Linked DNA regions of Mus musculus: region 2 is linked to region 1. Evidence: chromatin contacts called from ENCODE Hi-C or POLR2A ChIA-PET data. All regions are on one chromosome and are shown on one strand. The core of a region is the stretch at or near the end of the contact, and the rest is flanking DNA. Distances in the headings are between cores, read along the strand shown. Region 1 holds the start of Ssr3 (signal sequence receptor, gamma). Region 2 holds the start of Ccnl1 (cyclin L1).

The links. Hi-C counts contacts between places; a loop is a spot of excess contacts on that map. ChIA-PET counts read pairs that join two places held with the same protein, here RNA polymerase II (POLR2A).
Region 2: a loop to region 1 is called in a map of heart, with 2.1 times the contacts of the local background. The contact joins the promoter of Ccnl1 here to the promoter of Ssr3 in region 1. A Hi-C loop is called at or near these places in 4 of 37 maps with a recorded cell type or tissue (heart, mouse embryonic stem cell and v-Abl transformed pro-B cells). POLR2A ChIA-PET finds 5 or more read pairs at or near these places in 4 of 5 experiments (Patski and embryonic stem cell).

The regions. Positions count from the first base shown.
Region 1 is chr3:65,389,732-65,394,009 of GRCm38, forward strand. It overlaps Ssr3 (signal sequence receptor, gamma), which reads right to left and starts at 2,822. Exons shown (of 5, transcript NM_026155.3): 1 at 2,674-2,822; 2 at 1,594-1,720. The coding sequence starts at 2,806. It also overlaps the pseudogene Gm5540.
Region 2 is chr3:65,956,166-65,960,449 of GRCm38, forward strand. It overlaps Ccnl1 (cyclin L1), which reads right to left and starts at 2,084. Exons shown (of 11, transcript NM_019937.4): 1 at 1,643-2,084; 2 at 1,336-1,410; 3 at 688-797. The coding sequence starts at 1,963.

The DNA of each region.
Region 1 (4,278 bases), core at 1,572-4,071:
TAATCCCAGCACTCCGGAGGTACAGACAGGCGGATTTCTGAGTTCGAGGCCAGCCTGGTGTTCAAAGTGAGTTCCAGGACAGCCAGGACTACACAGAGAGAAACCCTGTCTTGGAAAAAAAAAAAAAAAGATGATGGTGATGTATTTTGCCTGTTTGTATATCTGTACACTACAGGCATGCCTGGTACCCAAGACCAGGAGGCATAAGATCCCCTAAAACTAGAGTTACAGACAGTTGTGAGCTACCATGTGGGTGCTGAGAATTGAAACTGAGTCCTCTGGAAGAGCATCGAGTAGCTTAACCAATGAGCCACCACTCCAGCCCCTCACGAGCATGTGTGATTTTTTATCCCATAAAATATAAACAATGCAAGGAAAAGTATCATCAAATAGCTTTAAGCAATGTGTGTCAGAGTACACTCTAAATTTTGTTTCAAGAGACCAGATGCAGACTGCTATATCAATCTAAACAAAACTAGTTTCTAGTCAAGTGTGGATACTGTGAGAAATTTTAAAACAGTAAATAGATGACAAATTTAAGATCGGAATACCTACTGCCTTTAAAAAATTACTTTAGAAGCTCAAGAGAAGGCTCAATAGTTAAGAGTACACATTGCTCTTGCAGAAGAGCTGAGTTCAGTTCCCAGCACCTCTATCAGGTGGCTCAGAACTATGTGCAATTCCAGTTCCAGAAATCTATCACTATCTTCTGGCCCCTCAGGCAAGAGACACACCAAACCACAGACACAAACACACAAGCGCAGTTCAAAAGTAAAAGAGTTAATTATTTTTAAAAAAAATAATAATACTTCAAAGAAAAACCTAAAAGGCCCTATTGAACAAATAAGGGAATAGCCTGCTACACCCTCCTGTTTTATTTTTAGGAAAGCAGAGTACACAAGTGCTTAAAACATAAAAATTTACTGAGGTAAAACTTAGGTTTTCCAGGCTGGAGATATGGCTTAGTGGTTAAAGAACACTAACTGCTCTTCTAGAGGTCCTGAGTTCCATTCCCAGCCACCAAATGGTGGCTCATAGAATATATGTAATGGGATCCAATGCTATCTTCTAGTGTGTCTGAAAACAGCTATAGTATACTCATATAAAAATTTTTTAAAAAGAAAGAACTTTGTGTAAAAAAAAAAAAAAACTTGGGTTTTCTTCTCCTAAAGCTAGTAAAATAATTCGTCTTATACGTGATCTTGAAATTCAAGAAATAGGGTTGTCTTCTACAGTGAATAGACTTACAAGATTAAAAAAAAAAAAAAAAAAAGTAACTGGCATTGAAAATGTCAGAGAATTTTTAATTTTTTGCTTCCAAAATTAGTAAATGGGCAGCCTAAAATAATTTCTAGAAAGAAATCCACTGAGTTTCGGAAACATTCATTGATTTAATAGACTTGTTTTTCTGACCAAACCATCAATTGAAGACTGGGAATGAATATTCAAACTCCACCCTCAAAACCTATTTCCACAGAAGTGTCATATGGTTCACGATTAACTACATACACATTTCAAACTAATGCTTATAAATCATGTTTAAGACCCCCTAACATAAAATATGCAGACTGGGGTTGGGTTTAGGGTACTTACTTGTGCTTCAGAACAAATTTTACATTCTTGTACGCGAAGGCTACTAAGTAAGTGCTTACTAAGGTCATCACACTGTAGAGCACAGCAGACTGGATGAGATCCATATGCCATATTCTCCAATACAACCCTGAGATAAGACAAAAGCAAGGGACACACAACATCACTGCCCCATTGCACATGCCAGACTACAGCTAAGCCAGGTAAATGAGAGTCAGTAAATCCCACCCAGTATCCGAAAAACTTCACTAGAGGTGAGATAGACAATAAACTGGGTTTGTCCCAGTTCAGGGCTTTCCCAGTACAGAAAGGTAGGCTGTGGGGATATTGCTAGTCTAGAAATTTCATCTTCTAACTTGAGAACAAACTGGGAGTGGGGATTACAAATAATAACAATTTCACTCATGGAATACTAGGAAGTTAAAACACGGGCCATTTTAAATCAACCGCTGTCCCAAAACTTTGGTTAACTTGCTGACGTGGCTGCTCACTGAAATCCAAACAATGCTTTGTCGGGCCAGTGAACCCAGGGGGCTCCACACCACATTCACTGCAAGCTGAGCTTTTTACAAGGCCAAAATAACAAAGAACTTTTTTTGGACATGATTGGCCTGCAGCACTGCGGCAGTGCGGGTCAGGAGACAGGAAACTCGGAAAACCTGGACTTGGAGACAGTTTTGGCCTTCAAGTGGGCAGTTTCTCATTCAATCGAGAAGGCTCGAGCTGCTCTCTAGGAGTTATTGAAATCCTAAACAAGGCTGATCGCGGACCTCGGGCAAGGCCTAACTTGGCATTCTGCACGTCCAAAGGATGCTCGGGAGTAAGGGGAGGTTTGCCACGGGTCACGCTGCTAATTCAGTGAAGGTTTATCAGTGGCTCCCCCGCCCGGTTCATTAAAGACATCCTAGTGTCCAACAGTGGTGAGGAGAAGGGCAGTGTACCAAAAAGAGATTCCGGGCCAGAACCCGCGCCCGGCTCAGAAGCACGCCGCGAGTGACTTCCCGAGGACGCTGCTCCGGACACTAGGCCTCCCCGCCGCGCCCGCCACGTCCCCGCCGCCACCGCCGCCCGCCCGAAGCTCACAGATGGGGATGGCAGACACGATGAACGCGTTCCCGAAGAACAGCGCCGACGATTTGGCCGACAGGTTGCGGCTGAAATCCTGAAGGAGCAGGTCCTCCTCGGACTGCTGCTTGGAGCCGCCTTTGGGAGCCATGGCCGAGCTGAAGACTGGAGGCCGGGAGCAGGGAGGCAGGGAAGGTTCAGAAGGCCGCGTATCCGCCCGCGACCCGTCAGCGCAACGCGGAGGCGGGACTCCGCAGGGTACGCTGCTTCGGGATTGGCCATCTTGCCGTCGTTTCACAAGCGTCGAGGTACGATTGGGCATGCGAACAAGACTTCCGCATCCTTCAGGGTACGTGGCGCCTCAATGCCACAAAGAATGAAGGGATTTGTAGTTTAGTGTGTAGTTTAGAGCTGCTCTCTAACTCGCCTGCCTCAGTCTCCAGAGACAGGCTTGGATAATCGAAATGAGCAACCATACAAGCAGTACTGTTTTAACTAACTAACCAGCTAGCTAACGAACTAACTAACGTTATTGGTATTTCATTCCACATGTGCACTTTATATTTCTTTTTAAATTTATTACATTGATTGAACAATTGGCTCATTGGTTGATTGATGATTAGTTGATTGATTGATTGGTTGGAGGGCCGTGCCACAACGTTGTCAGAACACAACTTGAGGAAGTTAGTTGTCTACTTTTACTTTCTGGGTCCCAGAGATTGAACCAAATTGTCACGTTTGTGTCTTTACCCTCTGAGCCATCTGCATGGTTTAATTTATTATTATTATTATTATTATTATTATTATTATTATTATTACTATTACATCATTTTAATCAACAAAGCCTCTTAGCCTCTAAAAGACTCTCTCATTACAGTCTTTAGAATTGGAAAATAAAAAAACTCTTGTGGAGTTTTACTCCTGGCCCAGACCCGCGGCGGAAGCGAGCCATGGCTGTCTATCACGGGATGCTGCGCTTCGGGAGGCTGTGTATCGCGAGCCTGGGGGCGCGGGGCCCCCGGACGCTGCTCACTCGCCCTCGGCCGAACTCGAAGTTGCAGAGTGTCCGCGCTCTCAGTTCTGGAATGGTGAACTGCACCAACCCCTTGCCCATTGGAGGCCTCAGCTACATTCAGGGCCACACCGACTCCCATCTTGTGAACACAACTGTGGGCGAGTGCCTTGACGCCACAGCGCAGAGGTTCCCCGACAGAGAGGCTTTGGTTATCCTCCATGAAAACATCAGGCTGAACTTTGCGCAGCTCAAGGAGGAGGTGGACAAAGCTGCTTCTGGTCTTCTGAGCATTGGCCTCCGCAAGGGTGACCGGCTGGGCATGCAGGGACCCAACTCCTATGCCTGGGTACTTATTCAGCTGGCTACTGCCCAGGCAGGCATCATCCTGGTGTCTGTGAACCCAGCCTACCAGTCCTCAGAACTGGAATATGTCCTCAGAAAGGTAGGCTGCAAAGGTATTGTGTTTCCCAAACAATTCAAGACCCAGCAGTACTACGACATCCTGAAGCAGGTCTGTCCTGAGCTGGAAAAGGCTCAGCCAGGGGCCTTGAAGAGTGAGAGACTCCCAGACCTGACTACAGTCATCTCCGTGGATGCCCCTCTGCCGG
Region 2 (4,284 bases), core at 834-3,333, 570 kb after region 1:
ATAAAGTTACCAGGGTATCACTACACCTAAAAGATACTGTTTCAGACTCTATTTTCTTACAAGATCGAATAAAGAGCCCTATCTGAAGCAACTCAATGAGTTATTTTTCTAAGGAACTCACTGAGACTACATCTGACCAAAACAGAATACCTGTTCAATCCCTTTGACTTCAAACTTTATCATCCTCCAGTCCTTTCAGATGCGGCATTATGCGATATATCGTAGTTCAATGTTGAGAAGTACTCTAACAAAAGCCAACCTCAATTGATGAAGAAACTGGGACTCCAAGCAGAAAAACGACCTACACGGAACTTTGCCACAACATTAACTTGAACTACAGGGCTTACATGTCCAGCCTTCAGTTTTCCAGAGAGGGGAGGGGAAACACAACTTACAGAATACACTCCCACTTGAGCCAACCGTACTCCCTTTCTTGTTTAATCTTAAGCCAAGGGACTGGCTTCACAGCACTCTAGAATTGTCCACAATGCAACTGTCTCTACAAACTTCAGATAGCTGGTTAATGGAGGGGATTTTAAAAGTTTCAATGTTCCTACGTGAATTTCAGCACCTAATGTCCGCTTTCTTTTGCATCCACACTGACTTGAGGGAGGGGAGAAGATGTTTTGACTGGATGATTGGTGCACAGTACAGCAAGAGATACTATGTTCAACAGGCCAATCTTACCTTTTTCCTCTTAACTGGCGGAGGTGGTGGAATACATTAATCACATCTCTTATTCTTCTTGGCGCTTCTTCGATTTTTGACGCAAGATTAATACAGGCCATAGCAACAATCTGAAAGAACCCAGGTAAAAATCCAAGTGAAGTTAAACTAGAAACAGTTTAACAAAGTCTAACAACCCTTATTTTGTTTTGTTTTTAGATAGGGCTTCTCTGTGTAGTCCTGGCTTCCAGGAACTCCATCTGTATGTACATCTGCCTGCCCAAGGATGTGGGTCACCAAGGACCGGCAAAGAACCCTCTTTAGGATACAACGGGCTTTTTAGCGAAATAAAATCGAAGCTGACATTTTTAGACCAGCTCTTACGTTTTATTGCTCAACTGCTCTTAATTTTGGGTCAGAATCAAGCTACCTCTTGCTAGAATTGTGCAATGGCTTGAAAACGTAGTTCTTGGTTAACAGAGCACGTGAACTGGGGATCCATTTTCTAGTTCTTGAAACATTGCTCTACGGGCCCCATTTCCTTCTGGGTGGGAACGAGGTACAAAGGCCTAAGCTAACCACTCCCTTTCTGGAAAAGCTGGTTCCTACCCCCTTCCTCCCCGCTTCCGGATGAAGAAATCCCTTCTTGTCCGCCTCCGCCGCGCTTACCTCGAAACTGTGTTTGACGAACGACTTGGAGTAGAAGAACCGATGGAACAGCACCTGCCCTGTAGCCATCGCCACCTGCAGACGAGAGAGGAGAACGGAAGCGCCGGGGTCAGGCGGGCCCGCACCAGGCGCCGCCGCCATTTTGTGCGGCCGCTCGCTTCCCTTCCCCCGCCCGGGCCGCGCGGCGCCGCCCGCCCCCGCATCCCCACCCTCGCCCGCCCGAGCTCCCGCCGCCGCCGCCGCCCGGCGCAGGCTCCGGAGAAACCTGGCCGCGGCGGAGAGGCCCGCAACCAGCCGGGGTTCTCACCTGCGGCAGCCGGAGGAGGATGCCGGCGGCCTGGATGAGCTCGCAGCCCAAGATGCGCAGATCCGTCTCGCTGGGCAGGTCCAGGCCGTCCTGCATGGACGGGGTAGGCGAGAGCCGCTCCTCCGGGATCAGCGAGTGGTCGATGGTGAGCGACACCTCCGAATACAGGCGGTCGCCGATCAGGATCCCTCCGGTCGTGGTCGTCGTCGTGGTGGTCGTGCCGGAGCTGGAGCCGCCCGCGCTCGGGGCGGCGGACGAGGCGGAGGCGGCAGCGGCGGCGGCGGCGGCAGCGGTCGAGGTCGGGTGAGGCCCGGACGCCATAGTTCCAGCGAGCTCCACGCACGCCCGACGCAGCCGGAACCCAAAGCGAGACTAACCAGCGTCCTCGGCGCGACGGATCTTCCCGTGACCGCCGGCTTCCAGGCCGCCGCACGCAGCGTGCGCTTCCGCCCTGACGTCACCACGCCGACACGCCCTACCCCACCCCACTCCACTCCCCGCGCGCGCCAACGAGTTCCTCCGCGCTTCGGTCGGTGACACCGGGCGGAGGGGTCCGGATGGGCAGGGCGGGGCAGGGTGCTGGCGGCTCAGGGGTGGTAATGGCTTTAGTCACCGGATAACCCGGACTCTGGCCTGGTGAGTCGGCCCCGATACCCCTGCACGGTCTGCGCGTTGGTGACAGTCCGGCGGTCGGCGACACCGGAGTGTAACAAAGTGACTCTGAACCGGGCAGCTTCCCAGTTTGAGCGCCTGGGGTTTCCGGAAAGCTCCGAGCGCGCGTGGGTGTCGGGGTGTAGCCTAGAAAGGCATGCCTAGCCCTGACCTCACTTCGCCGGGTTTACAGTAATCTGGAAAATCCCTAGTTCCAAAAATAGGTTTATGGCGAGGACAGTACACGGGCGATTTCATTGCGCTGGGGAGTCTCGTCTTAAAGAGATGGTTTTTGTCAGAGTGGAGAGAAAGTAACTATCCCTGTGTCAATGAAGAGAAAAACACAGCTCTCATCTTACATGGAGTTTGGAATAACCTAAATCTGTGTTCCGGGACCATGGTCAATCAAAATGGCTCCAGGATAACCCATCATTTATTCCCTTTAAGATGAGAGCTGTGGTTTTTTTGTTTTTTTCGAGACAGTTTCTCTGTATAGTTCTGGCTGTCCTGAAACTCACTTTGTAGACCAGGCTGGCCCTGAACTCAGAAATCCGCCTGTCTTTGTCTCCCGAGTGCTGGGATTAAAGGCGTGCGCCACCACCGCCTGGCTGAGAGCTGTGGTCTTTTTCCATCCATACTAAAAGTCCCAAAAGCTGAGGTCGACCGTGAAACAATTGATCCTTCTGCCTCTGGCCTCCCATGATCTTTTTATTCCAGCTTAATCCTCTGAGATGGCCTTTAGGGAGAAAGAAAAATCTCCTGACTCAGTACAAAGGGTTGGAATTGTTATTTTGTTAAAGCTTACTTTCTTGAAAAGTGTCTTAACCTTGGACCTATAGAGCGCACTGAAAATTTGGATACATCTTAGTCACCAAAGCAAGGTATTTTCACAGCTCATTTTTACAAAGTGTGTTGGGACGGGCACTCTGGAGACAAAGACAGGTGGATCTCTGATTAGAGGGTCAGACTGATTCCAAGCCAGTAAGAGCTATATAATATCTTCAAAATGAAACAAAACCTCTTCCAAACAAAAGCTATATAGAGCAGGAAGTGGTGGCACAAGCCTTTAATCCCAGTACTCAACTAAAGCCTCAAAAACAAAAATTTTATGATTGTGATAGCTTTTTGTCACTGACAGATTACCTAGAAAGTCCACAATGAGGTTTAATTTTGGTTTATGGTCTCTGAGGTTTCAGGCTACAGCCATGTGGCCCTATACCTGTAGGACTGTGTAGGCAGAACTTTATGGTGTGAGACCTTGGTAAAAACAAATCCCTTGCCACCAACAAAGAGAAAGGGGAATATATCCAGGGATCTCCCTCCTCAAGTAGGTTGCCAACTCCTAATTGCTTGTCCAGCTGTGACCTCATCGTCGGATTAACCCATTTATGAGGTATTTGCCTTTGTGATTAAATCACCTCTCAGTGCTACTAACTAAGGACAAGCTCTTCACAGGGTCTGTATGTGGCAGGCATTTCATATCCAAACTTTCTGTGACAGCATAGGAGACACAAGTCCAGGGGACAGGTATGTCGGGACAAAACTTTTCCTAGTGAGACACTACTCACCTCAGATAGGGAACCTACCACAGACCAAAGTATGGATACCATCAGAGTGCAAACTTGGTGAACCAATGAGTTTTATTAGGGTTACTTACAGGAATATGGGTAAGGAGCAGAAATGATTTGGATAGCTGCACCACCAATGTGCAATTCTATGCATATATTAGGGTCGGCACAATTTAGTGAAAACTTTTTTGGTGATAATTAACTCAATTCCATGTGGACAATAAAGTTTAAGGTGTGACTCCATCAAAACTCTTTGTAAAGTACACGTGACATCTTCCATAAAGATGGGTTCTGTAGATTCACTACATGAGACACCTTCCATAATGATCAATTCTGTAAATGACATGCTCATGATACGGGTCTGGAGAAAGATCTGATGTGGTCTTGGCCACACAGCAGAAAAGGTCACCAGGCTATTAGTCA